2 separate regions of the Homo sapiens genome follow, and region 2 is linked to region 1. Evidence: chromatin contacts called from ENCODE Hi-C data. All regions are on one chromosome and are shown on one strand. Each heading gives the region's core, a stretch centred on a gene start or an enhancer-like site at or near the end of the contact. The rest is flanking DNA. Distances are from core to core; before and after follow the strand shown.

Region 1 (7,180 bases), core at 760-3,259:
CCTGCCTCCATCCCACATCATCTGTAAAATGGAGGTGACGCCAGCTGCCCTGGCTCCCACTGGACTGTAATTTTGTCTGTGGTTTTCTCCGCCTCCTCCCCTCTCCTGCCTCAGTCGGGACTCATTCAAGCTGATCACCTCCCAGTGGGGTGCTGGTGGGTTCTGGTCACTGTGCAGGAAAGGGTTAACTCAGCAGGCCTGAGTTGTCCACACCCTGCACATTCCAAAGAAAGGTCTGGCTCTGGCCTAGCTCCTGGGAGGTGACCTCTGACCTCTAGCCACTTGAAATATACTGCGTGATAAGTGTCTGTGTTTGCTTGGGGGTCTTGGGCCACCCTAGTGACCGCGCTAATGATGTCATTTACAGTGGGACCTTGGGCTGTGCTGTATCGGCTCATCATCCTGGGGATGAGACCAAGGCCAAGCACACGGGCAGTGAGGCATGTCTTTGCGATGGACCCCCAGTAGGAACCCTGAGCCCCGAGGCGTGGCTGGGCCCCCCTGGCTGGTGCACACCATTCTGGGAGAATTGAGCATCGTCTGCCCGACTCTACTGAGAGAAGACCCCTGGGTGCTGGAGTCTGGTCTCCCCTAAACCCTGCCCTCTAGAGATGCCCAGTTTGCTGGTTCGAGGCTATGTCCTTTCACGGCGCTAAACCCTGACCTCGGGTATCGCTGCCTGGCTGAGTTCTGTGAGCCAGTCCAGCACGTCCCTGAGCCTGAGGGTGGTTTGGGGACCCTGAACTGCAGTGTCAGCATTTCCATGGATGGGTTCTGAAGGCAGGTGATGAGGAGGTGTCAGCCTGGGTTGACTACGAACTTTCAAGTCCTATTTCTGAAACAGCCCTTGGAAGGTTCGGGGGCCATTTTACCCCCTCTAGACATTTTGCTGAGCCTTTGCCTGGCCTTGACACCTGTCTCCACCTGTCCACGTTCCCAGCTCTGCCCACCAGGGACTGTGCCTACACCCAGGGATGGCCTAGGTCAGAGAGGGACAGGCTGTGGACTGAGGTCAGGCGTGAGCCAGCCCTGCCTGCCCCCTACAGTTGGGAATCCTCTGGGCGAGGGAGGCAGACAGGACAGAGGGATGCCGCAGGGGAAACCTACAGGTGTCCCCTTTCCCTGGAAATGGCGGACCTCCTTCTCCAGAGACCCTCACGTGCGTCTCTCTCAGGGACGCCTTGGGCCCCCACGGCGTTTGTGCCCAGCTGCCAGGCCTCTGATAAAGCCGCTTCCTCGCCTCGGCCCCCCTTCCCTGCCTGTGCCTCAGGAAACCCTGGGCCTCCTTCAAGGCCCTTCCCCTGTAAGCCCCTCCGTGTCGGGCTCTGCTGTGTCTTCCGAGACCACACCTGTCCTAGGTGCCTGGGTCCAGGTGAGGCGCTCCCTGCTGCCAGCAGTGGACAGAGACTGGTTTTAATTAAAGCTCCCAGCAACCACCCCTATCGCCGTGGAAACAGAGGTTCCGGTGGAGACGTGGCTCCCAGGCCACACGTGTAAGTAGCGCAGCTGGGAGTGGCGCCCGGAGCAGCCCGAACCCAAAGGCTGATCTTGACCGAGGTGCCCTGCTCCTTCCCGGCCGCGGTCTCCACTCGGCCCACTGCTGGGCCAGGGCCGCAGCGGCCGGAAGGGGCTGTCCCTCATGCACCGTGGCCCTCCGGCCTTGTCTCTCAGCGCCCAGACCCCAGGCACAAGGAGGCAGGGGGCTGGGACCTGCCTGGAGCCTGCTGCCCCAGCTGCTGACGTGGTCGCCCCCGCCCACCCTGTAGACGTGGCCGCCCCCACCCTGCCACGTCGCCACTTCCACCCTGCAGGCAGGAAGCTGCACGCTCTCGCTCTCTTTGTGTAACTTTTGGAGGGTTGTAGTTGCAGGAAACATCTGGATGTGGCCCAAGGAACATAATAAAAAAAAAAGGGAGAGCCGCGGGGAGAAGGCAGGGCTGGGGGAGGTTTGCAAAAGCCATCTGATTTCACTTTGCAAAGACAACTGCAATTATGCCTCTGAGGGTTTGCAGTCACTTCACATTCTAGCCATGCGGTGACGTCAGTGGGAAACTATGAAGCTCGCGGACTGCGTGGTGACACACACCCCACGAAACATGGCTCGGGCCAGCTGCCGGCCATGCTCCAGCCCGACAGCCCACCAACAGGGGTCTCTCCCAGAAGGAGGGAAGCTGTAGCTGGGAGAGGGGGTCCCTAACTTTGGACATGCTGGGTTGTCCCCAATCGCCCTCCGAGCTCCAGCTGTGCCTTCCCCTGCTCAGCCTGCATCTACCCCATCTGACCCCACAGGCTCCTGGACAGAAATGGCCCGGCCTTGCCTAGAGCTAAGCTTCCACTCCAAGGCAGAGCTATGGGGGTCCGGGCTGGCAGGGGGGCCATGGCCAGGCCCTCAGGGCTCCCTGCTTTCCAATGGCCCCAGGATCAGCGGTTTCCACAGTGTCCTGTAGCATGCGGCTGGGTGTCTCCATCGTCCCAGCATCCTGTGGGGTGGGCCGAGGGTCTGTGTCCCTCTATGTCCCGTGGGGTGGACCCCGGGTCTGTGTCCCCCTGTGTCCTGTAGGGTATGGCTGGGGTCTGAGTACCTCTGTGTCCTGTTGGGTGGAGCTGGGGTCTGTGTCCCTCTATGTCCTGTGGGGTGGGGCCGTGGTCTGTGTCCCCCTGTGTCCTGTCAGCTGGGGCTGGGGTCTGTGTCCCTCTGTGTCCTGTGTGGTGGGGCCGGGGTCTGTGTCCCCCTGTGTCCTGTCTGGTGGAGCTGGGGTCTGTGTCCCTCTGTGTCCTGTGTGGTGGGGCCAGTGTCTGTGTCCCCCTGTGTCCTGTCGGGTGGAGCCGGGGTCTGTGTCCATCTGTGTCCTGTGTGGTGGGGCCGGGGTCTGTGTCCATCTGTGTCCTGTGGGGTGGGCCGGGGTCTGTGTCCCTCTGGGTCCTGTGGGGTGGGGCCGGGGTCTGTGTCCCCCTGTGTCCTGTGTGGTGGGGCTGGGGTCTGTGTCCCCCTGTGTCCTGTCGGGTGGAGCTGGGGTCTGTGTCCCTCTGTGTCCTGTGGGGTGGGGCCAGTGTCTGTGTCCCCCTGTGTCCTGTGGGGTGGGGCCGGGGTCTGTGTCCCTCTGTGTCCTGTGGGGTGGGGCCGGGGTCTGTGTCTCTCACAGTGTCCCCAGCTTCTGGTCACTATCTCTGTCCCTCCTGCCCTGGGGTCATCCTGAGCTGGGTCCTGCCTGCCCTGAAATCTCAGGAGCTGGGGTGGTTCTCTCTGCTGCTTCTCTGCCCAAGAGTCCAAGGGCTTCCCAGGGACAGTGCTGCACCCTGATGGAGCCCAGGCCTCTGGGCGAAGGACACAGCCTCTCCCAGACCTGCCCCAGACCCCTGAGGCTTTTTAGTGCAAGGGGACCCCCAGGGCAGGAAGGGTTTGCCTGCCACGTGGCAAGTACTTCTGCCTTGAGGCCGTCACAGACAGGGTCTCTGGACTGTGGTGTAGTGTCCTGTCATCTCCAGGTGTAGTCTCAGAAACGCCTTGAAATGAAGCCTGAAGGGGAAGCCCAGTTCCATGGTGTGGACGAGCGTGTCTGCCGGAGGCCTCGGAGTCGCATCCACCGGTGTTTATTGACAGCTGACTGGTGCTGTGCCCTGAGACCCAGGCCCTGCCCTCTGGCACTCAGTCTACCAGGGGCCAAGGCCTGCACCCTCCCTCTGGGCTCACCTTGGTCAAGCCTCTGGTGGACTTTTAAGGCCCACGGGGAACCCCCCCACAGACCCCCTTCCCACTCTGCAGGTGGGCCGCTGAGGCCTCTGCAGACGGGCCTGAGCAGCAGGGCCTGTGCTTGTCGAGGCCCCATGGCTCCCGCCATGGCCAGGGTGAGATGCAGAGGGCCACGGAGCCTGCGGTGGGGCCCTGGGGTTTGACACTGGGGCCCTGCCTGGAATGGGGCCTTGGTGTGATGGGAGCTGGGGGTGGGGTGGAGCCTGCCTGGGCCGAGGGGCTGTCTGGTCGGGAGCGATTCTTCAGCAGCAGAGACTTGAGTCATGGCTGGGGCCTCCTGGCCTCTGGGGGGACCTTAAGACATTTTTTCCATGGAAAGTAGCTGCTGGCTCTCTGCTTACCGGGGAGCTCTCTGTCCCCTCCCACTGCCTGCTGAGGGTTTGGTGGGGGCTGCTTCACTTCTTTGCTGGACTTTCCACTGGCCTGGATGGGCCGAGAGCTCCAGGCAGGGACCGGACAGCCAGACTCTGGACCCAGTCCCAGCCTGCAAGTGCCTGTCCTCTGAGCCTGAGTTTTGCCTTCTGCCAGGGTGAGGGCTCTGGGTGAGGCTAGACGCTGAATGGCAAGGACTGGGCTGTGATGGGACGCTGGGCTCCAGGTCTCTGTTAACTCTTTAAGGGAAAGGTGGGGCGGGATATGGAGGGAGTGGCGCGCATCATCCTCCCGGAGCCTGCAGAAATCCAGGCGAAATTGGCACATCTTTTGGGAATTTGCAGGTGCTGCTGAATTTAGGAGAAGCCACCCTGAAAACTTGCTCAGGGGTTGCCCTGGTCTCTGACCCAACAGCTGGTGGGGGAGGCACCCACCTGGCCTGTGTGACCCCCAGCTAGTTCTTCGCTGGGCGACACTGGCCATAAACAGGTCAGTCAGAAGCCTGCCCTGAACCCCTCGAAGGCCTCATCCCTCCCTATGGGAGACCAGGATGGCGGCTCTGGAGCTCAAGGCTGTGCACTGGAGGTGGGCCTGGGCTGTGGGGCAGGATCTGCCGTGGTCAAACGTGGGTCAGTGTCAACTGGGAAAGCAGAAGTCTGCGGCCAAGCTGGGGACCTCCCTTCCCTCTTCTCCCTGCAGCATGTGGCGGGGGCAGGGTGAGGTCAGGGAGAATGGCAGATAGGACAACCTCATGGGTCATGAGTCATGAGGCTGGGTATGGGTGCAGCTAGGAAGGGCCCAAGGTGAATTTTCTCCAAGAGAGCTTTACGAAAGGGACCTGGGGACTCACAGGGGCGGCTTCGTGACCATCCCAACCCCAACCCCTCCTCCAGGAAGCCCGTCTGAGCCAGCCCTGCCAGTCTGAGCTCCTACCTCTGTGGATCCTGCCTGTCGTCCACACCTGACTGCCATGTCCTCTAGGCTTTCAGGGAACACAAATCTTATCTCTTGGGCCTGTCCTGGCTGGGCCTCCCTCCTGCTGGCTCTGTGGCCCTCATCGCTGGAGGCCTCGCCCCTCAAGGCTCTGCCCTGTGTGCACCGTGGGCCTAGCGGGGCTCTCACAGCACTTCACTGGCCCTGGTGGTCATTCGGGGTCAGCCCCTGTGCACCTCTCCCGTTACCCACGGAGGACATTTCCCAGATGCTGGAGGATGCTTGACCTCTAGGCCCCTGTGACCAAAATCGAGCCTGAGTCTGAAGCTGTGGCCTAACTGCGGCCCTTGGGGATGGGGAGGCCCGATGCCACATGCCTCTCTGCCCCTCCCGTGTGCCCTCCATGCAGGCATGAGTTCCTCGGAAGGGACTCCACCACCCACTCCCTAGGATGGAGCGTGATGCTCACTGAATCCTCTGGGGTCCTGTCTCCAGGAGACTTTCTGGGTGACAGATGGGACACTGAGGCCCAGAAAAGGGAAGATGTCAGCTGAGGGTCATGCAGCAGGTTGGGGCAGAGTCCAGACTCAAACCCAGCGCCCTGATTATCAGCCAGGATGAGCTCTGTTCTTGGTATCTGCACTGAGAAGCGTGTGCATGAGAAGGAAACTTCCGGAGGAGGGCTCGGTTAAAGTTGATGATGCCCTCGCTCAGCTGGCCTTTCTGCTGTTGGGGCTCATTCTTCTGGAATGTTCCAGCACCTACCCCTCCCACGATACACTCGGTTTCCAACACTCCAGTATGCGCTTCTGCCGATGGCTCTCCTTCACGTGCAAGCATCGGGCCCTCCTTCCTGGAGGCTGTGCATGGAGCTGCTTTTCTTTCTAATGGTGCTCCTGGGCCCTGCTGGACGCCACTTTGCTGGGCATTTTGCTTGTTTTCCCTGTGGGGCTGTCACCAGCTGGTGCTGTCATGAACACTCCTGTCCAGCATTCGGCAGGTGCTCTCCTGGATGGAGTTCAGAAGCGACGTTGCTGGGTCCAAGGGGCATGCCCCTTTTACATTCTAAAATTCTATGGGACCTCAGTGGGGCTTTGGTTCTCTGAAGAGGAATTGTGAAGGGCGCCCTGGGGCCTGTTGGAAGCCTTCACCCAGCAGGAGTCACCTATGTGGGGAGCTGTGTTGGGGTCTCTGCCCCCTTCTGGAAGGTGTCAAGCACTTTTGCCAAACAAACAACTGCCTCAGGCCCTCCCTGGAGAAGCTGAGACAATAGGTGACCAGGGCATGACGGGTGGTTGCAGGAGACGGGACCACAGGCTCTGGAGCTCCTTAGCTGGACAGAGCAGCTCCCTGAGCTCAGAGAAGCCCTGTCCTGCTCGTTAGAGGGCTGTTCAGCCTAGTCCTGGATGGGTGTGGCTGTCAGCAGGTAGGTGACTTTTATGAGACAGTCTGCCCACACTTCATTGCCTATCCCTCTGCCTGTGGGGAGGCGGGGTGCTGTGGGCTGGGCAGGGCGGTAAAGGAAGGCCTGTGGCTCCATGGTTGGGGGCCTTCTCCCCCTCCCTCTGCTGGTGCTGTCTCCTGACCTGGCTGCTCTGAGCCTCTCTAGAGGGCTGTGGACCTGCTACTTCATCCTTTGTGTACATCATCCTGTCACAGGGTCCTCGGAGTTCCTGAGAGGACAGCAAGACCCCACTCTTACTCCAAGAGCCCCACATTGGGAGGGGGCTCCAGCCATGTGCCCATGGGGGGCTGAATGGGAAAAGACACATGAGTGAAAGGTGCCACACATGCCCGAGGTTTGCATCCTGGTGAAAATCTTCCACCTTCTTTCTTTAGGCCAAGAAGGGCTGTGCAGGGTCTGCCTCTTAGTTCTCTGTTACTATGTAACAAACCACCCCACAACTTAGTGGCTTAAAATAGCAGTAATCATTCATCATCACTCACAGTTTCTGTGGATCAGGACTTTGGAAATGGCTTAGTCAATGGGTGGTTCTGCCTTGGGGTTTCCCAAGAGGCTGCGGCCAGATGTTGGCCAGAGCTGCGTCATCTGAATGTCGGCCAGGGCTGGAGGAGCCACTTCCAAGGTGGCACACCACGAGGCTGGCACGCTGCTTGCCTCCA
Region 2 (6,650 bases), core at 4,151-6,650, 1.0 Mb after region 1:
ATTTCCTATAATGAACACATCTTGCTCTCATAGAGGGAAAAAAAATCCATGTCATAGACAAATTTTTTTTTATTGAAGACCCTGTAGCTCATAGTAAACATGGATTTATGACTACATAGAGATAAAAATCCACTTCATGTAGTTATTACCCCCCTTAGCAAAATACAGGTAATCCCCTGCCTTTTTTTTTACTTTTTATTGAAATTTTAAAATAAACATAGAGAATGCCCATGTCTGCATCATCCCCTTCCACAATGAAGGGCATTCACCAACCTTGTCTCTGCCCCTGTCCCTGCCCCTGCCCCTTGCTGGAGCATGAAGCACACAAACATGGTGGAGGAGGTTCATCTGCAACCCCATGTGCTCCTCCAGTAATCTCACACAGTAACGGCCCCTCCTGCCTGTTCAGCCTCGACTTGGCTGACGAGGCATCTGCTCCTCCTCCTGCCCAGCGCCTGGCCCTCGCCCACACCCCAGTGGGGCATCTCATGCCCTCGTGGGAACCCCGCAGTGTTTGTGCAGATCTCAGCCAGGGTGCTGGGTGCTTTAGGACGGGAGATCTGCTCCCTAACTGGTCTTGTGTGTAACATGGCTCCCAAATACAGACACGAGCGGAGTTAGCCACCAGCGCTCCCGATGCTCAGGCCAGGACTTGGGCCCCGGGAGCCCACAGCCCCACTCCACCATGACAAACGTCAGACGAGACGGAAGCTCAGGATGTGACAACGTTTTTAATGCAAAGTCAACCATTAGCATCTTTCCCATGTACTTATTAGATGTGAAATGGCAGGACTTCACGGCCCCGTTTGCATATTTTCCTACTCCGCAGACGAATAATATTTTCAGGGAAGGCAGCGCAGTCTGTGCCGTCACAATCGGGCGACTGTGGGTGATGAGGGATGATGATTTTCCAGGAGGCCCTGGGGTCAGAGGACTCCTAGAGGGAGTTTCCAGCCCCTCAATCGCAGATGGATGGCCTGTTGATGTTGTAACTGGGGTGGAAGTTGAGCCGGTCACAGGAGGTGATGCAGTTATCGGGGCCAGTCACGATGCTTTTCTCCAGGTAAACATTGAGAGTATTGTTCCGGAACATTCCACCCGCTGCAAGTTGTTGGGAAAATTTATTCGAATTTGGATAAAATACTTTCTATAAGAGATAAAGGAACACGGATTAATGACGTATAATACTCTTGAGCAATCCGTTGAATATTTTTGAAAGAAAAATAAGAATTCATAAGAAAATGCAGAGAAGCCAGAGTGGGTAGGATGGCCTGGCTCACCCCAGACCATCCTAATCCATGCCCGATGCCTGGCACTTGCTGTTAACACTGCCCCCGGCACTGTTCTAAGGATAGAAGAATGAGCTGTGGGGCCACCTGTGTGCCATCTCTACCTCAGGATGTGGCTGTGAGCATCGCCTTGGGGGTCAGTCCTGGAGTCACCCCCAGGTCTGCTTTTGCTCACTGTGCTACTCTGGGAAAGCTGCCAGCCCTCTCTGAACTTCAGTTTTCTCTTCTATGGAATAGAAATGATATCCATGTCAGTGGGTTTCAACCTTAACTGGGGCTGGGTGCGGTGGCTCACGCCTGTAATCCCAGCACTCTGGGAGGCTGAGGCAGGTGGATCGCCTCAGGTCAGGAGTTCGAGACCAGCCTGGCCAACATAGTGAAATGCCGTCTCTACTAAAAATACAAAAATATTAGCCAGGTGTGGTGGCGGGCGCATGTAATCCCAGCTACTCGGGAGGCTGAGGCAGGAGAATTGCTTGAACCGGGGAGGCGGAGCTTGCAGTGAGCCGAGATTGTGCCATTGCAGTCCTGCCTGGGCAACAAGAGCAAAACTCCATTGAGAAGGGGTGTGCTGAGGCCACTCGTGTGGGCGGGCACCCAGTGGTAGGAGTTATTCTAGCAAGACAGCATCATTAGGTGACTGTGACATTCCTGAAGCGAGTGGTCTGGACCTCCGCCAAATATTTTACCCCATACGGGTGACCTGTCCTTAGAGGATCCTGTGCCACGCACATCACCTGATGTTTCATCTCCTTGGCAAGAAACAAGTGCAAAGAGAAAACTTTTCTTTGTTTTTGAGAAGTTTTAGATCTATAGAAAAATTGAACAGAAAGTACGGAGAGTTCCCAAATTACCTCCCTCAGCAAACACAGTTCCCCCTGTCCTTAGCATGTCGCACTTGTGTAGCACACTTTTTACGGTGGAGCCAGTGTTGATACTTTATTAGTAACTAAAGTCTACATTCTATGGGTGGGACAAATGTATCATCACAGGGATCCGCCCATGCAGTATCATGGAGAGGAATTCCCTTCAGTGCATTTTTTTTTTTTTTTTTTTGAGATGGAGTTTTTGCTCTAGTCACCCACGCCGGCGTGCAATGGCGCCATCTCAGCTCACTGCAACCTTCGCCTCTGGGTTCAAGCAATTCTCCTGCCTCAGCCTCCCAAGCAGCTGGGATTACAGGCGCCCACCACTATGCCCGGCTACTTTTTGTATTTTTAGTAGAGACGGGGTTTCGCCATGTTGGCCAGGCTGGTCTCAAACTCCTGACCTCAGGTGATCCACCCGCCTCGGCCTCCCAAAGTGCTGGGATTACAGGCGTGAGCCACCACGCCCAGCCTTTCAGTGCACTTTTTAATGCAAAGCATTTATCTTCTATTCCCACATGGGAGGTAAACAGCTTCTCCGGCATCCACCCTTGGTCACGAAACTGGAAAAGAGACTCCAGACGGAGCAGGTGGATAAGAAGGAGGAGAACCTCCTTGGAAACTTGTCAGTAGTACCTCATGCCTCCTACCCCACTGCCTGCTCCCATCAGTGACCTGAAGGCTCCTACCATTTACAATAGGAACATTTTTTCATGGCCTTTTATAAAACCTAAAACATCTGGACCCATGTTAGTGAGTGTGCTGGGTTTTTTTTTCTTTTTTTTTTGGTTTTTGTTTGTTTGCTTGTTTGTTTTGGTAACAGGGTCTGGCTCTCACCCAGGGTGGAATGCAATGGCATGATCAAGGCTGACTGCAGCCTCAACCTCCTGGGCTCAAGCAATCCTCCACCCTCAGCCTCCTGAATAGCTGGGACTACAGGTGCATGCCACCACACCCAGCTAATTATTTTATTTTATTTTTACAGGGATGGGGGTCTCATTACGTTGCCCAGGCTGGTCTTGATCTCTGAGCCTCAAGTGATCCTCTCACCTCAGCCTCCCAAAGTGCTGGGATTACAGGCGTGAGCCACCGCATCCAGCTGTGTCTGGTCTTTTTCATAGAAATACCTGATCCCCAGGGAAAACTCAGGGTCGTCTGATTACGGGAGAGTGATTCTCAAATGCTCCAGCATTTTTAGATAAGTAATCTTCTCACAAGGGCTCAGTCACTCACGCCACACAACTAAATAAGCACTCACCAGACCTTTTCAGTGATGAATGCTTTGACAACGAAAATACGTCCACAACATTCTCACCCCAGAATGGCTGGCCCAGTGTCCCAGGTGTGCAGGAGACACCGCACTAGTCCCTCTGTCCATTCACCTGGACCTTCATGGGGTTTGGTGTGGGGAGGTTCTAGGAGGGCCATCCTGGAGCCTAAGGTCAAGCTCAAAAAGGGTTTGGCTTCCCCAATGGCCCACAGACTCCTGTGCCCACCAATACAACTTGCCCACCCACAAGCTGTGCCGTCAGCCAGTACTGCCTCTTCAGGTTACACGTTAACATCTCATAAAGTACAATTCCAAAAAAAAAGTAGCCCTTCATTTATTTGCCTCAGAACTGAGCACCGTAAGTTGCAGGAGATGGTTGCGTGTGTGTGTGTGAGACTGCTGTGCGTGTGGTTGGGTGTATGGGGGCAGGGTGATGTCAGCAAGTCTATATCCTCCTCTTTTAAAACACTCCACTCCCAAATTCATTCACTCATTTAGTTCCATCCTACCCTCTCCCAAAGCGATTTTGGGAACCTCCCTCCTCCCCATTTGTGATGCTGGAACTTTGGCCTCCTCCCTGGGTGCACCCCTCCCCGTCTCATTGTTGACCTGTTGAGAACCCCAGGTTTTTAGCCTCTTCTTGAGGCCACCCACCCCCTGCCCCCCATGCCCGGTCTTGCATCCCACTTACAGGCATCTCGTGCACGGTGGGGGCTCTGCTCCCGTAAGCCTGGTTACTGGTCCTGTACACGGAGACAGCCTTCTGGGTCCTGGTAGATGAGAAACACTCTATTTTCATTCATTTACTCTAATTCTGCACAAGCCACAGCCTTGTATTTGGTTGACGGCACTCCCCTGGAAATGCCCCCATGGAAAGAGCAATATGCCCGGGCTGGTGATGTGGCCTCGAAGGCAGCCTCTGGGAGTACCTGGCTGATGACCGTTCTGAATGGCCCGGCCTCCCCGGCCCCCTCTGCTTGCCACTGTCCCTGCTCTTCCAAGGCAGGCCAAAGCCCTAAAGAGCAGGCAGCCAGCAAGTGCTGATCCCCAGCCCTGGCAGGGCCTCGGCACATGCTGCAATTTCTGGGTAACCTAGCTTGTCAGGAGCGGAGGCTTGGCCTCCAGACCCTGCCACCCAGAGGGTCCCTCTGCCTCTGAGCCCCCACCCTCACTGAGGCTATGCTTCTACTGGTACCACTGCCCCTACCTGTCAGTAGGACAGGCTACTGAGAGGCTGCAGGCCCACGACATAGCTTTACTTTATACTCCTAGATCTTGGCCAAGTTGTTCCTTCTACATCCCAGTCATCTCAATGCGAGAATGAGGATACTAACAGACCCTGCCCTAGAGGACTGTTGAGGGACCAAATGTGTGATGAGCACGGCAAGATGTTTGCACCTGCCTACAGGAATTGAGTTTCTTACTACTTCTTAGCCTGCAATGCCCTGTGGCAGCTCAGAGCTGGCTGAGTCTACAGCAAGACAGTGGAGGTGCTGCTGTGCTCACGCCCCGCAGCGGAGTTTCAGGGTAGAGAGGAGAGGAGACTCACCCGACACAAATCAGTGGAGCTGAGACCACAACTGGGCTTTCTCCCCCCACGGCCCTGCCCCCCACTGCCCTTATCCCCACTTCCTTGTATGAGGCTCTAGGGAGCACGGTCGCCGCTCACTGGCGGGCGATGACAGCGCGGGCCCCGGATGACCACTCGATCTTCTTGATTTCTGTAGCTAGGACCTTGGGGGTCTTGCGGGGTCTCTCACACACGGGGCTATCGAGCAGTGGACGCCAGGACCAGGCGGGCCCCAGCTTCCTCACCTGTAGCCCCGGAACCACCCCGGGTTGTTGAACCTGCCCGGCAGGTCCGCGCTCACGCGGTAGTAGTCGCTGGTCCTCTCCGGCGGGGCCGTGGCCTTGGGCGCCACAGGCTCCGCGCACGCTCTGGGGCATTCCTCAGCCATTGTGCCTGGAGGAGAAGCGGGACTCGGCGGCGTCCTGTTGCCAAGCGACGGCCAGGTCACGTGACTGGGGAGCGAGCGGAGGGGCCTTAAAGGCGCCGCGCGTGGGCCGGGTTCCTCTGCGGGTGGGTCCGGAACCTGCCGGGCGACTCCCCAAGGGCCGGGAAGGTCGGGACGGCGAGAGATTCCCTGCTGGGACCGTCGTGTGAGGCAGCCCCAGGCCCCCAGCCACCCGCGGGGGGACCGGGCCACCCCAGCATCAGGGCGTGGACTCCCGGGCGAAAGAAACCCCAGGGCCTGGGACCCCGCCAGCCGGGTGACGGGGTTTAAGCACTGCAGGTCCACTCGGCAGGCAACGATTGGACTTTTGCTGTCCAATGTACTCCAGGGATGCTATGCCCCCCAGCACCCCGAGTCTAAATTGAGACCCGAGATCTGGCTAACTTTATGAAATTCTCCTAAGCCAAATATCGTTTAAATATTACAAACAGTTTTGGAGAGCGAGAGGTTGCGCAGGACGTGGTTCACAGCTCACTTGGCGGGAGGCGAGGGTCCCCATCGCCCAGCGGGCTTCCCCAAGGGTCAGGGGCCTCCCGGGCTGGCCGGTCCCATTAGCAGGGCGGGGCGAGCTGCAGGGCGAGGACCGTGGCTCCACTCCCCGCCCGAGACTCTCAAGCCCAGGACCCCGGGCCCTGACCCCTCGCGTGCCCCGCCCCCGCAGGGAGGTCCCAGCCGCCTGGGGACAGCGCTGTGGCTCCTCCGGGCCTGTAGGCGGCACTGCGGCCCCGCGCGGATGGCGACGGAAGGGGAGGCCGCTCGGCCTGGCCTGGAGGGAGACCTCGCTCTGCCCCGCGTCCCAGCCATGGCGACATCCTCGGCCGCGCTGCCCCGAATACTCGGCGCGGGTGAGCGCGCGCTTGCGGGACCCTGGGGAGGAGCATGCGAGGAGGATGCGGAGGGGCGCGGGGACCCGATGGAGCGGCGGGGACGTGGAGGGGACCCGGGGCGAGCGCGGAGGGGACTCGGGGAGGGCGCGGGGACGCGGAGGGGACCCGTTAGGGACGCGGAGGGGCCCGTTGGGGATGCGGTGGGGAGCGGGCGTGGTGCATTCGGGACTCGGCGCCAGGACCTCTATCTACTTCCCCCCAGGTGCCCGGGCCCCGTCGCGCTGGTTGGGCTTTCTCGGGAAGGCGACCCCCCGGCCTGCTCGGCCGAGCCGCAGGACGCTTGGAAGCGCGACGGCCCTTATGATCCGCGAGTCGGAGGACAG

What was found. A loop is a pair of places that touch in the nucleus more often than their neighbours do. Pooled maps may share reads with other maps.
Region 2: a map of CD4-positive, alpha-beta T cell shows a loop between it and region 1 (6-fold over the local background). The contact joins the promoter of PIERCE1 here to the enhancer-like site in region 1. A Hi-C loop is called at or near these places in 3 of 168 maps with a recorded cell type or tissue (CD4-positive, alpha-beta T cell, CD8-positive, alpha-beta T cell and naive thymus-derived CD4-positive, alpha-beta T cell) and 8 of 50 pooled maps.

Annotation. Positions count from the first base shown.
Region 1 is chr9:134,454,587-134,461,766 of GRCh38, forward strand. All of the region lies in intron 1 of LOC105376311 (a long non-coding RNA gene), which reads left to right. Among named protein-coding and RNA genes, the nearest start is that of MIR4669, 79 kb to the left of the region's middle. RefSeq lists enhancers at 1-598, 942-1,879, 1,880-2,816. Within about 2 kb of position 2,010, at least 35 of the 41 ENCODE cell types and tissues checked have a DNase peak (open chromatin) inside an H3K27ac peak, as active enhancers do; they include CD4-positive, alpha-beta T cell and CD8-positive, alpha-beta T cell, where a contact is called at or near this core.
Region 2 is chr9:135,494,469-135,501,118 of GRCh38, forward strand. PIERCE1 (piercer of microtubule wall 1) reads right to left here and starts at 5,401. Exons shown (of 3, transcript NM_001048265.2): 1 at 5,241-5,401; 2 at 4,117-4,195; 3 at 713-1,147. The coding sequence starts at 5,383. The coding sequence ends at 959. It overlaps MRPS2 (mitochondrial ribosomal protein S2), which reads left to right and starts at 6,214. Exons shown (of 4, transcript NM_016034.5): 1 at 6,214-6,285; 2 at 6,530-6,650. The coding sequence starts at 6,243. RefSeq lists silencers at 5,504-5,673, 5,944-6,113, 6,324-6,483 and an enhancer at 6,439-6,650.